3 separate regions of the Homo sapiens genome follow, and all the other regions are linked to region 1. The links are chromatin contacts, found by Hi-C or POLR2A ChIA-PET in ENCODE. All regions are on one chromosome and are shown on one strand. Each heading gives the region's core, a stretch centred on a gene start or an enhancer-like site at or near the end of the contact. The rest is flanking DNA. Distances are from core to core; before and after follow the strand shown.

Region 1 (4,514 bases), core at 1,256-3,755:
AAACCTCAAACTGTTGGTGTCTTGAATAGTATATCAAAATAAATACTAAGGCAGCCATTATGAAAAGGTCCAAGGTAGAGGAATTTTAATGCCCGAACACATTTTTTCAAGGGAGGATGAAAATAGTCAATTCTCATATAGAGAGAATTTGAAAGGGTTAGGATGTTAAAATACTGACGTTATATCACTCAGGTTTCTCTTACAGTTATATTTTTTTTCTTCAAGAGAACTTTTAGCAGGTGATAGTGGAAAACTAAGGTGTGATTGGTACCAAAATGACCATTGTCCCAGGGTATAATAAGGGATGAATAACTGGGGAGTGTATTTACTAGGAAATAAGAAAATGGGGTTGGGTTAAATGGCAGGAAGGTACATTCCAAAATCTATAATGCAAGCTATGGTTCTCAAAATTTTACTGAAATTTCCTCTCTCTCTCACTCTTTTGCTTAGCGTAATCTGTAGGCAAAAGAATTTGCATTCTTTTAAAGAAGGCAATTATAAATACCATAACTTGTTTTTAGAAAAAATCTTAGACGTTTATCCAGAGGCAACCTGTCTGAATGAAAATGTAGTTCTAGGATTTGCCAACACAAAAGACTTCAGTGTCTACCTTTAATGCTTATTAACATTAATGGTGATCATTTAAAGGTGTGTGTTTTATGTTTAGACTTATAGGTGTTGTTGATCTTAAGCAGACTAGGCAGAGAAATCCTTCACATTTTCTGTGCTCTCATTCAGGATGGCCCTAGGCATGTTACATGGGAAATGAGAATATGTGAATAAATACTCTCATACTTTCTTGGGCCTCAATGAAAAGAACATTTGTTACCATTTTTAGTCATAAATTAAAATTATTTCAGAGTAGGAAATATAACATTAATTTAGAACATGGCTGTCATAGATGAAACGTTTTACACATGTATTGCTGTGGTAGACATTCCTTGCATTTATTGAAAGCCTCTCCTTTATAAAGTTAGTGAAGTGTGACTACTCTGACCTCCAAATACTGGGTGTATTTGAACTATGAAAGTAGGTTTAAAAGTTACACTTTTCTTTAATGCCCATTGATGATTTCTTTCTTTTTTTTTTTTTAAGACGAAATCTAGCCCTGTCACCCAGGCTGGAGTGCAGTGGTGTGATCTCGGCTCACTGCAGCCTCTGCCTCCTGGGTTCAAACTGTTCTCCTGCCTCAGCCTCCCAAGTAGCTGGGACTAAAGGTGCACACCACCATGCCTGGCTAATTTTTTTGTAGAGACTGGGTTTCACCATATTGGCCAGGCTGGTCTCGAACTTCTGACCTCAGATGTTCAGGCCGCCTTGGCCTCCCAAAGTGCTGGGATTACAGGCGTGAGCCGCTACGCCCATCCAGAACAACAGGCACTGGGGCCTACTGGAGAGTGGAGAGTGGGAGGAGGGGGAAGAGCAGAAAAAAAAAAACCTATCAGGTACTAGGCTTAGTACCTGGATGACAAAATAATCTGTACGACAAACCCCCATGACGCAAGTTACCCATATCACAAATCTGCACATGTAACCCTGAAGGTAAAAGTTAAGTAAATAATAAAATATTTTACATTTATTTAAAAATTCTAAAATGGTTGTATTTTAAAAGTAAAAACAAATTTTGGTTAGGATTTGAGCTTATTCCATTTTTCTTCTAATTTTCCAAATTAAATGTAAAATGAGAGCATCCCAGGTAGGGGGAGGTAGGGGAGAAACCAAATAATTTTCAAGTCATATTTGAAGAGCAGGTATGTTCTCTCACGATTTACAGTGCAGGTGCATTTTAATTTAACTGCTTTAAATGATGATAAAAATTGTTCAAGTAGAACAAAGCAAAGTTTTAGAAGTGACTTGTAAACAGCCATTCTTAATTTTTTCCTGTTTTCTCTCCACTTATGTGACTTGCATGAATTTCTGAAGCAGTCCTTTCAAATGACACTGCTCCAAACATGTGAATTGCATTCATCAACAAAATCCAGCCTTTTCCTTTGTAGGACAATGTGGGGTCACGGGGCAAGGGGTCTTTTCTTTGTCTAGCCTGGTGCCAAAGCAAAGACTAGTCCTCCCTGCGTTTGGACCCAGTGACATGTTTCCATTTGTCATTGAACACTAGGGGGAGGAACTGTAGCCTCTGAGGTACCCCCATTTGGTCCTCACCCTCTACCAGAGGATTTGCTGCTTCAGCCTCTTCAGTGCCCCAGGTATTTGATGCAAAGATTATGCACTTATGCTGCCAGTTATCAGGGTTGTGTGGGTGTCTTTAGAGGGGTCTCCCCTTAGCATCAGGTCTCAATGACAGAATCTAAATAACACAGGTTACTCATCACGAGTTAAAGATTTTTTCCCTTTTCACATTGATGCTTCTGATATACTTTTATACGTTAGCTGATTGTATGTGCGTACTTTGTGGCTGCAAAGATGCAGCTGGAAAGTGTGTGGGGGTTGTCTGCTTCCTCTGAGGCTGCTACAGGTGGTCAGGTGGGGGCGGCTGTGATAAAGGTACAGCACCCACTTCCGCCAGCTTGTCTTGTGCGCCCTGTAACCCACTGCATGAACCCGAGTGGCACTTCAACCGGATTTTCTTGTTGGCACTTTTATCTTTCACTGCTTCTGACTTGCCTGTTGAGGTTTATGACTAAGGTTGTGATTAAAAATTCCCTTTTTAGGTATGAAAAGTCTTTTCAATTACTTTGTGTTCCTTTTTTTGTTTTGTTTTGTTTTTGTTGTGTGTGGACTTTCTGGGTTTTGTAAAAATGAATCTTAAAAAAATCTTAATATTATGTAAGAGTTAGATAAAGGTTAAGTAGCTAATATATTCTCTCATCAGGGCATAGAATCAACGTATGTTCTTGGAAGATTAAGTGTGTCAAAATGCATTTTATGATGGAAGCACTGTCAGTTGTTTAGAATAGGCATGGAAAAGCCCTTTTCAGAATATTGTCATAAAATCAGACTTGGAAAGGTTTTCGTTTATTCAGTCTGTATTCCCCTATCTGTCTGTTTAATCTCTGCATATTACTGTCCTTGGAGCACGGAGAAACGTGAGCTACCCTTGGAGGTTTATAGTCCCACTGGAAGGGAACTAATGTTTACGCCTGATTATATGATAGGAGCTTTACATGTTCTTATTCAGTCTTTGAGGAAACCTTATAAATAAGATAATAACTTTTTCAGAGAAAGAAGCTGGGGTTCTGAGACATTACCCACTTAGGGGCACCCAGAGGAAAGAGCAAGACCTCCAGCTCCATCACCAGTAATTTCCAGCCTGTGAGCTTCCCTCCACACTCAGTAATTTAAAAAACAACTTGATTTAGGGACATCTAGTAAATATTCTAGAAGTTCAGAGGCAGAAAAGCTAGTTTGCAGCTGAAGTACTCAGATTTCCCACTGGCTGAGTGGGAAATCAGACCCGAGCCTTGACAGTGGGCAGAATTTGTATAGAGGAGCCAAGAGAAGAAGAGTTTCCACACTGTATAAGCCAAATGATGGAAGGTGTAATAACAAAGGAAGGGTGAGCACACAGGTTTAGGAGATGCTGTGTGGGCCAGTCCAGCTGGGAGCCATTACCATTTAACACTTAATGGAGTGCTTACTGTGCTAGGCACTCTTCTAAGTTCTTCACACCTTTTAACTATTCTTATCTTCACAGCAAGCCTTTGCAGGAGATATTATCAAGTCCCTCCTGCCCCCACTTTTTTTAGAAACAGAGTCTTGCTCTGTTGCCCAGGCTGGAGTGCAGTGGTATGATCGTAGCTCATGGTGGCCTCGAACTCCTGGGCTCGAGTGATCCTTTTGCCTTAGCCTCCTGAGTAGCCAGGACTACAGGTGTGTGCCACCATGCCTGGCTAATTTTTTTTCCCCATAGAAACAGGAACTCGTTATGTTATCCAGGCTGGTTTTGAACACCTGGCCTCAAGCGATCCTCCGCCTTAGCCTCCCAAAGTGCTGGGGTTACAGGTGTGAGCCACTGCACCTGGCCTTCATTGAGGGATGAGGAGACTGAGGCACATAGCAGTTAAGTTGTGGAACTGTGATTCAAAGCATGGCCACCAGGATCCAGAGCCTGAGTTCTTAGCTACTCTGCTGTCTTGTTTTCTCTCTACTGGGCAATGCAGGTTGCTTGTTAGAGGGGTGATGAGGATTCTCAAATTGCTGGGGATAGCGAGAGGAAGATGAAAATGGCAGGGGTAGTGATAGAAAGATCAAAATGGCAGCAGCACGCTGGCCAATTTTACAAGAGGAAACATTAGGAAAGAAGAGAAGAGGGAGTTTTTCTCAGCTAAGCAGGATCTGGTCAGTGTAAGTGGGTAGCAAAAGATAGAGGTGAGATGTAACAAATCAAGAGGCCTTGATGAATGACTGGAATTGAAGAAGAGGGAATGAGCAAAAATGAATCTAAGATTTGGAGCTTGGTTGGCTGGGAGGATAATTCTGCTATTGCAGAAATCAATGAGGTCAATAGACAAGCTCATTTTTCCACAGCAGTAGTGTTGCAGCAAGAAATGAAGGCT
Region 2 (4,514 bases), core at 1,360-3,859, 250 kb after region 1:
GATGAAAGAGGATTCTGATTTGGGCAGAACATACATGCAAAAGGTAGCAGAGAGAGAAAATAGGAAAAGCCCGTAATGGGAGGATAGAGTATCCAAAGCACGCACTTTTAACAAATCTGAAGGAATGGAATCTTTTAGGAAATGTTATCAGATGAGAATCAATACAAGTCCCCCATCTGCCAGATGCCTTCTTTTGGCATGAGAGTGAACTATATCAGGGCTAAGTGCCCATAAGAGCAGACATTCTTTATATAATTATGTGTAGGATTAGTCAAATAGTGGTGAGGATAATTCCTGATGCGAGCAGAGTACTCTGCACTTCTCAGGGAGGTCTCAGATCTGTTGCCTTATTTGACCTTCACAGTCATCAAGGGATGTTGCAGAAGGAAGTCTACATAGTGTCATGGCCGAAGTTGCCAGCAAGTACCAGAATGCACACCTATCCCATCATTCTCTTGCAGGTCTTGGATGGAAATTAAGCAAATTGGCCCTTCCCCAGGTTTAAGCAAGAGAATCTGGCAAACAAAAATATACATTATTCTTCATGCAGTCCAGATTTGCCTCAATATAAGAAATTTTCAGCATATGTAGAATTACAAGTGTATATAATGTGCAAAGAAATTAACTTTCTTTTCATAAGAATAGCTTTTATTTGTGTTTACTGTAAAACAAGGACCATCCTAAATACTTTATTGCTTCATCTCGTTTAATCCTCACATAAGTATTTTGTACATAGAAAGACCAAGGATTACACAGTCTAACAATGGCCCCAAAGCCAAAGCCATGCAGCTAGGAAGCAGGAGAGCAGGGATTCAAATGGAGCCCCTCTATCTAAGGATGGAAGGAGAAATGGAAAATAGGTGCATTTTAGAGTCAAGAAAGTGCGAAACACTGTGTCTCTCCGGTACCACCTGGCCAATGAGCCCTTGTGGCACCCATTCCTTACCGTTTGGAGAGGGGGTATTGTCTGCCCCCATGGCAGTACAATTCTGACTTTTTATAATGAGTGAATTAAAAAAAAATCTCTTCCTTAATATACTTGGCTTTATCTGAAGCATATTCTGTGAGGTGAAATCGTGTGTGAGTGGCAGTGGTATAGGCATATAAGACCGTCTGTATCTTAAACAGTATACTAAGTGTCATGTAGCATGTGTGTCACTACCTTTTGGTCACAATAATCGTCATTCTGAGAAGCTGCCAAGGACAGGACAGGGACTTGGAAAGCTCCAAGCACATTCTTTTTCTCCCATTCCTTTTCACTGCCTTTTCCCCGTGTTCTCTGAAGGGCATTTGACCTGCGTGTTAACATTCCAGTTCCATTTGACCTCCTGCTTGGTGACAGGTGGTCCAGATGCTTTTGTTACTTGATATGGGACTTAACAGACTGCCAACCAGTGGTCTTAGCCTCATGGTTTTCATCATTTTTAAATGGAAAAACAGGAGTGGGTTTCAGGTGTGCCTAGGCTCCAGTGGAAATCAAACCTTTCTCAAAACACTACCTGAATGACCCTCAAGCTAGATGACTTTCACCCCATTAGATGCTGCCTGCCTTTGGTCTTGAATTTCGATTTTCTTAGTTACCGGGTGAACCAACTTGCAATCTAAACTTCATTCGTTCTAGCCTGCATCCCTGCAGAGATGATGTTTCAGAACAGAATCATTTTGTCCAAAAGACCCCCATGCATGAAAGGAGCAAGTTTCCTTTTATTAAGAATCTTTTCTGTGAAAGCTGTATTTCTGCCAAGCCTCAGTATTCACTTCTGTTTCCTTTCCTACCTGTAAACCGCGTGCCCTCTTAGGAGCTGGGGCAGGCAACAGTAGAGATCAGGCGGATGAACAGCTGTGAAACTATAGATATTCTTTATGTATAGGCAGACAAAAGTGTGTCTGGAGGTAACCCCCACCCCCATTCCAAGAAGGAGTTAGGTTTGACAATCCAGTCTCTTAACATCATAATCCCTGGTCAGATGAATCTAACTTTGGCAGGTTATACATATTAGCATCTATAAGCAATACCTGGCCTGGGAAACATACTAGGAACAATGGCATGACTAATATATTGCTTCTTGACTTCACATGGAAACTCAAGCCCAGCATTGTCACTGACCTGGTGGGCAAACTTCTGACAGTAATTATCATTGGAAAATCTTGCAAAACTAATTTAAGAAACACAATTATTTAATTATAGCACTTTGATAGCGTTCTCCTCTTTCCTCTCTCTCCCTCCATTCCTCCTTCCATCTTCCCCACTCCTTTATGACATCTGAAGTCCACTAATTACTGAGCTCAATTTTCAGGCTGTGTCTTAGGTTTGACAGAAATGCTAAAGTTGAAATTAGACTTGCAGTCTCCCCTCTTTTCGGCATTTGACTATCTGTTGTCTTTTCTTAGTCTTGATTCTCTGTTGTGAGTTTTGACTTGGTTTTTTTCTAAGACAGAATAATTTCTGTCAGGTTCTGGGAACTCCCCTCCCACCCGATGAAGAAGTTTTGGGGAGGAGTTATGAGCCCTGTGTTGAACTGTGCACTAGGTACAAATCTGCAGTGCCTTCTATTAAAATGTAAAATGATCCGTTGAGTCATCCTCCCTCTGGTTTGACTCAGATGCTTTATGGCGCACTTTGCATGTCATTTCTCTGTAATGATTTCCCCATGGAGAAGGGTGTCTGATAGAATCCAGGCAGACTGAAGATTGCTCTGAGTCAAATGGATCTGTTATTCTTTTAGTATTAACCCTTATCTCTCAGTTTCCCATCCTCGTATTTTCCCTGAAGGAACTTTAATGAAGTAAATAGGTTCCACCACCCTCATTTAGCCTCCTAATCACTGTTCACAATTTCTTCTCACATTAGCAGCGTGAAGCTCTAGGGTAATATTTCTCTGGCTACAAGGGGAGGGAAGGGGACACTGGGAGAGAATATTTCACACAGATGCCCTGATAAAGAGAAATGCAGAAAAGAAATGACTTTTCTCTGTCCTCTAACTCCTAATAGGCATGAAGCACATGCTAATAGGAAGCAGAGATTAATGTATGAGAAGTGAATATAAATGGAGAACATAGACACAAAGAAGTAATACCAGAGACAAACTGGAAGTGACAATATAGAAAAGAAGGCTTGCCAAGAGTAGAAAATGACCTATCCCAGAAGAATAGATGGAGGCTTTGGCTTTACTCTTAACTGGGGGGTTACACAAAAGAAGCAAAAGCAAGCATCAACATATAAAAAAGACCAGTGCGATGATCACAAAGCTGCATATCCAAATCTGCCCATGGCTAAATTGCACATTTTCTCCCTGGTCCACACACCCACTGCCCCACCACCACCAACCACCACTAACAGTAATCATGCCCCTTGGATGGCCTGACATGGGCTCCCTTTCACCCGCTGATTTCATCTCCTTTTTGAGATGACAGTTTATGCACCATGCTATTGTTAAATCCCAGTTGTAGCCTTCTCTCTGGCCCGCTAAACGGGGTAGTCTCATCTGACATCGCTGGGTGGAGACAAGAGGAGAGGATGGACACCCCGCTTAATTCCAGAGCCACATACCTAAGACGGCTTTTGAGGGAGACGCTGACCTGCACACCAGAGCACTGTTTTGGCCATGGAAAGAGAATGCCGAACTATTGCTCAGTACTGATGGGCACTGTGTTCCATTAATGTGTGAAAGTTGACCTTTGATTCATCCTTTGGGTTGACTCTGTTTATAAGGGGGAAAGTTCACACTGTTATTGGATGGGTCTTCCCCTCTTCTTCATCTCTCTCAAAAGTTATGTGATGGCATTTTTCCCTTCCAGCCAGTTGTGTTCTTTTGAGCATCTCTAGCTTCCTTAAAAAGTCTTCTCAGGAACCACAGTTAGAAAAGCTCATGTTTCAGGATTTTCCTAAAGTTCCTATACTTTCATAGAACCATAGAAACTAGAACTAAAAAGTCACCTAGTTTATTTCCTCCTTGCATAGATAAGGAAATAGAAGTGCATGAAGTGATTTGGTTTTAACAAGAGAGAAGACAAAACACGAGATCTCTGAAAAAAGTTTTACTGCAAAGCAAAGGCCTGGGCTCAGATTTCTTACCATCTCCCAAAAGGCCTCATCCCTGTATTTGGCCCATTTTTGTAGATTATTACTGAAAACGTACAACTTGGAATTGGTTAGATTTGATTGCCTTTAAGGACCTTCCTGACCATAAGTTGTAGGATTTAAGGTGTGGGTGTGTTTTTTTTCATTTGAAGCCCAAAGCGCACCCTAGGACCTTTGTGATTAAGTCACAGAACCTAAAGGAGGTGCTCAATACTTGAGTTGTTAACATTCTCCTACAGTCTTTAATTTGGGGGAGCTGGGATATATATATATATAGTAGATGTAGAAAAGTGCATAAAACAAATGTATAACTTAAAGTGGGAATATGTTTACCTGTCACTCATGTCAAGAAATAGAGCATGCAACAGCACCCCTGAAACCCCACGGTGTCCCTTTCTGGTGAACACTGCCTCGCTCTAAATGGAGCCTCTAT
Region 3 (4,514 bases), core at 558-3,057, 150 kb after region 1:
GCTCCCCTCAGAATCATTGTGCTTTGGGGCATCAGGAGGCGATTTTGGTGTTCTCACATAAGATTTCTATTTCTAATAGAAATTTCTTTATGTTTTCCCACCGGTCTTCTTTTTTTTTTTTTTTTTTTTTTTTGAGACGGAGTCTCGCTCTGTCGCCCAGGCTGGAGTGCAGTGGCGGGATCTCGGCTCACTGCAAGCTCCGCCTCCCGGGTTCACGCCATTCTCCTGCCTCAGCCTCCCAAGTAGCTGGGACTACAGGCGCCCGCCACTACGCCCGGCTAATTTTATGTATTTTTAGTAGAGACGGGGTTTCACCGTTTTAGCTGGGATGGTCTCGATCTCCTGACCTCGTGATCCGCCCGCCTCGGCCTCCCAAAGTGCTGGGATTACAGGCGTGAGCCACCGCGCCCGGCCCCCACCGGTCTTCTTATAAGCTGTCCTAGCCTTCAGTGTTAGTGTCCTAGGTCTGCTTAACAAATTATCACAAACTGGACAATTTAAAACAATGTTTATTCTCTCACAGTTCTGGTGGCCTGAAGTCCAAAATCAAGGTGTTTCAGGGCCACACTTCCTCCAAAGGCTTCAGGGCAGAATCATCCCTTGCCTGTCCCAGCTTCTGGGGAGGCTCCAGGTGTTCCTCAGCTCATGGCTAAATGACTCCAATCTCTGCCTCCACTTCTGTCTTCTTCTCTTCTCTTGGCCTTCTCCTCTGTCTTCTCTTCTGTGTCTTCTAAGGACACCTCCCCTTGGATTTAGGGCCTACTCAGGTAATCCAGGATGATTTCATCTCGAGATTCTCAACTTAATTACATCTGCGAAGGTCCTTTTCCAACATAAAGTTTCATTTCCAGGTTCTAGAAGTTAGGACACCTGTATTGTTGGGGACCTCAATTCAACCCCCTACTCCTTCTAAACTATTCAACAACAGTTTTGAAGTTAAGCAAAACATTCTAGATTTACCATTTTACTTTTCTCTGCCGTTAAGTTCTCCGGTTTTATGTCTCTTTTTTATGTGTAACTATAGGAAGGTCTCCCATGAAAAAAATAGAACCATTGCCATGGGCAGTCAGTAGCTACACTAGCAATGTGTCTGCCCTGTGAAGCTCAGGCTTCTGTCCTGGTGGGTCTCCCTCTTGTCAAGCAGTTTTCTCAGCCATCAGAGGGGCTGGGAGAGCCAGGCCTCGCCAACACTTTCTCTGAACACATTCACACTTCTTGCCTGTGCTCTTCTTTGCCCAGGCTCTCCTGGGATGCAGAAATCAGGGAGGTGTTTACTGAGGAATAAAACTAATGTCTCAGTAGAAATTTTTTTAAAATGTCATAGTAAGTCTATTATTGATTGTGTTCAGTTGGACTTTGAGCAGATTTGGGGCCACTTTCCCCATCCCAGCCCTCAAGGAGAAAGAGAAAAGACAAGACTAAAATGAGTGTGGCCATGTATCCCATCTTACTGCCTTCAAGAAGTCCTTTCCTGTAAACCTTTTTTTTGATTGTTCTTGTTGTTCTGGTAAGGGAGGGCGAACTGGGTTTGATTCTGAGACTGCCACAAGCCTGTCTCTTTTTTTGTGTTGTACTGACTCGATCCTTGCTTCACGCTACAGATTTCTCACAGTGGGTATTTTTAGTTGAGGAGGAGGTTTCTCAAAAATACTTTGCCGATGTCTGGTCATGCACAACCCCTGGGCATCCCCAGTGAAGTGCTTTGAGTCATGGCCCCTTAAGGGCAGAGAGGATGTGCATTTGGCCCATGGTGTGCTTTGCCTGGACGTGTGTCATTTCCCAAAATATACAGGAGGAGAACCAGATTAGTAAAAGGAAACCTTGTCACACATGGTAGGGTTCTGCTGCCCCAGAATCAACCTTTACAGCTGGAAAGGTTCAGCCTTTCTTACTTGGAAGGGTCATATTCATTGAACTGCAGTTAAAACAGTCTTACCAATAGATAGGTAGCCTCACACCAGAAATGGGGGGCAAAAGGCAGAATCACTAAACATTTAAGCAACACATGAGTAAAAATATTTGGCCTCTTTTTTTCTTTGTTTAAAATATGCAAAGGTGGCCGGGCACGGTGGCTCACACATGTAATCCCAGCACTTTGGGAGGCCGAGGTGGGCGAATTACCTGAGGTCAGGAGTTCGAGACCAGCCTGACCAACATGGTGAAACCCCATCTCTACTAAAAATACAAAAAATTAGCTGGGTATGGTGGTGGACGCCTGTAAGATCCCAGCTACTCGGGAGGCTGAGGCAGGAGAATTGCTTGAGCCCGGAAGGTGGAGGTTGCAGTGAGCCAAGATTGTGCCACTGCACTCCAGCCTGGGCACAACAGAGTAAGACTCGTCTCAAAATAAATTAATTAATTAATTAATAAAATGCAAAGGCTTTTTGCTCCAAGATAGCTGAAATTTAGATATATATCTTTTTATTAAAATAGTTTTTATTTAAATAAGCAAATAATAACCGTTAAGAAAAGTTAGAAAATTTTAAAAATCAGAAAAAACAACAAGAAGGAACCCTATCTACCTAGAGCTTCCCAGGGTTCCAGGCTGGTTACAGAGTCAGAGCCCTCTTAGCTAACCTGACTGGGTGTTTTCTCATTAGTTGAAAAATCAATTAAACAGTGAATCATTTTTTAAAAAGATACTACATAGCCTAAATCATGTATTTAACCTAAAGTTGCAAATGAACAGTTATTTGCCAATCTTTTGATGTGGGCTCGAGGCCTTTTCTTCGAGTTTGGGTCTGCTGATTGGAACTTCATGTAATCTTTCATGCACATTATTGCATGATTTCCATTTTCAGTCTCTTTAAGTGAGGAATTTTTTAAGACACTTGCAACACAGTCTGACTGCAAAGTCATTTTAAATTTTTATTATTTCCCCAATCTTTCACAGTTGTCTCAATCATATCTAATTCAATGGCAGATTTCCTCTAGTGACTTACTTTCATTTCTTTAATTTTACTAAATTTTCATACAAATAACTATTTTCACACTCATATTTTATGGGCCAACATAATATTTAATTTCTGTAATTACAAAGCAAGTATAGCTGACATTAACAGTTTATGCAGAGAGAGCTGATGTGCTCCAGAGTTCGAGAGAGAACATTCAGTATTCGTTTGACCACAGTATTGGTCAGTATATTTTATACAGGGGATGGAGAATGCTGATTGATCCATCCAGTTGATTAGGGCCCATTGGTTAAAAGACTTTCTATTGGATAGGTTCTGAACTCCTCCCAAAAATTCATCAGTAAAAACCCGTTCAAAAAGCAGGTAGCTTTCAGATGATTTGAACGGTTCTGCCAAACATAGATAGGGACCCACTTTGGCAAATTAAGATCATGACAAGTCTCAAGATATTTGAAGGAGGCTTATGGTTATGCAAATATTTGGCTTCCTCTGAAGGGCCATTAAACATATCCATGAAGATGTTTGTGAACTAGGCAAGCTTTGCTCTGATAACCTTGTACTTATTTGATTTTCCTAATGGTTTATTTTAATAAAGTAGGGTTTTTTATTTCAAATTTGTTTAACACATTGTTAAATGCCCACAGAGTTTGGTACCTGCTGAAATAGAGAAAGCAGGTGTTGTACTCATGTTCTATGAATAAAGAAACGAAGCCAAAGACATTTCATCCCATGAGAGTGGTGACCATCATGGACCTCTTCCTATGATGTTTGATTTAAACTTCTTCTCAACTCTACGGTCCTCTCCCCATTTTTAGGGTGCTGGTGAGGCCTTAATGAATAAGCTTTGTGATATGTGATATGTGATATGTCTGTCTTGTTCATTGATGTCCCCAGCAGCTGGCATGAATAGATGAATGAATGAATGAGACCAGTCACACTGCTAGCAAGAGCTAAAGTTGGGGTGAGAGCCAGGTCTTCTGACTCTTGATCCTGTGTCTTTCTAGTACATCAAAATCTCCTAGTCCTTTGCTGGCTTTCCTGGGTCCTTAATGGTCCCCTGACCTGAGCAAGACCCATTGTCTCGTCACAGATTGTGACAACACAAACCAAGAGCAACTCTCTGATTTTGATAGATTTGGCGTTTTTGAGCTTCAAAATTATCTAGAAATGTCCCAGTCAGCAGATTTTTTTTCAAGGTGGATGAACGTTATGTTTAAAGAGATTGTTTTTACTAGTAACTAAGAACTTCTAAATATTTGTTTTATTTAAAATATTTTTACCCCCTAAGAATCTTCAGTAAATGTTAATTATATCCTTTCAACAACTTTTGCAGTTACTGGGTAATATTAAATTCTGATTTTTTTCAATAAATAATTGCTTTTTTATGTGCTGGGTAACAGTATATATTTTTATAAGTTTGTTTCTGCAGCTGTTCAGCTATTCTGTATATTCAAATTTCAGGCTTTTAAGTTTAAATTAATAGCTCAGTAAACTGACACCACAAAGCAAGTGGAAGATTGAAGATAAGCATTTCTCTATAATGTACAGGGTATTTTAAATAATGCATTTCTCAACATTATATTAGTGTGTGTTTAAGTTGAT

What was found. Hi-C counts contacts between places; a loop is a spot of excess contacts on that map. ChIA-PET counts read pairs that join two places held with the same protein, here RNA polymerase II (POLR2A). Pooled maps may share reads with other maps.
Region 2: a loop to region 1 is called in a pooled map, with 5 times the contacts of the local background. The contact joins two enhancer-like sites. A Hi-C loop is called at or near these places in 7 of 50 pooled maps. POLR2A ChIA-PET finds 5 or more read pairs at or near these places in 2 of 52 experiments (AG04450 and activated CD4-positive, alpha-beta T cell).
Region 3: a loop to region 1 is called in a pooled map, with 2.1 times the contacts of the local background. The contact joins two enhancer-like sites. A Hi-C loop is called at or near these places in 1 of 168 maps with a recorded cell type or tissue (psoas muscle) and 9 of 50 pooled maps. POLR2A ChIA-PET finds 5 or more read pairs at or near these places in 5 of 52 experiments (OCI-LY7, activated CD4-positive, alpha-beta memory T cell, activated T-cell and 2 more).

Annotation. Positions count from the first base shown.
Region 1 is chr6:90,272,547-90,277,060 of GRCh38, reverse strand. All of the region lies in intron 1 of BACH2 (BACH transcriptional regulator 2), which reads left to right. Among named protein-coding and RNA genes, the nearest start is that of BACH2, 22 kb to the left of the region's middle. RefSeq lists a cis regulatory region at 4,393 and an enhancer at 4,321-4,465. Within about 2 kb of position 2,505, at least 4 of the 41 ENCODE cell types and tissues checked have a DNase peak (open chromatin) inside an H3K27ac peak, as active enhancers do; they include OCI-LY7, where a contact is called at or near this core.
Region 2 is chr6:90,023,985-90,028,498 of GRCh38, reverse strand. The region is part of intron 5 of BACH2 (BACH transcriptional regulator 2); the gene reads left to right. Among named protein-coding and RNA genes, the nearest start is that of GJA10, 130 kb to the right of the region's middle. Within about 2 kb of position 2,609, at least 2 of the 41 ENCODE cell types and tissues checked have a DNase peak (open chromatin) inside an H3K27ac peak, as active enhancers do.
Region 3 is chr6:90,119,389-90,123,902 of GRCh38, reverse strand. The region is part of intron 4 of BACH2 (BACH transcriptional regulator 2); the gene reads left to right. Among named protein-coding and RNA genes, the nearest start is that of BACH2, 180 kb to the left of the region's middle. Within about 2 kb of position 1,807, at least 5 of the 41 ENCODE cell types and tissues checked have a DNase peak (open chromatin) inside an H3K27ac peak, as active enhancers do; they include OCI-LY7, where a contact is called at or near this core.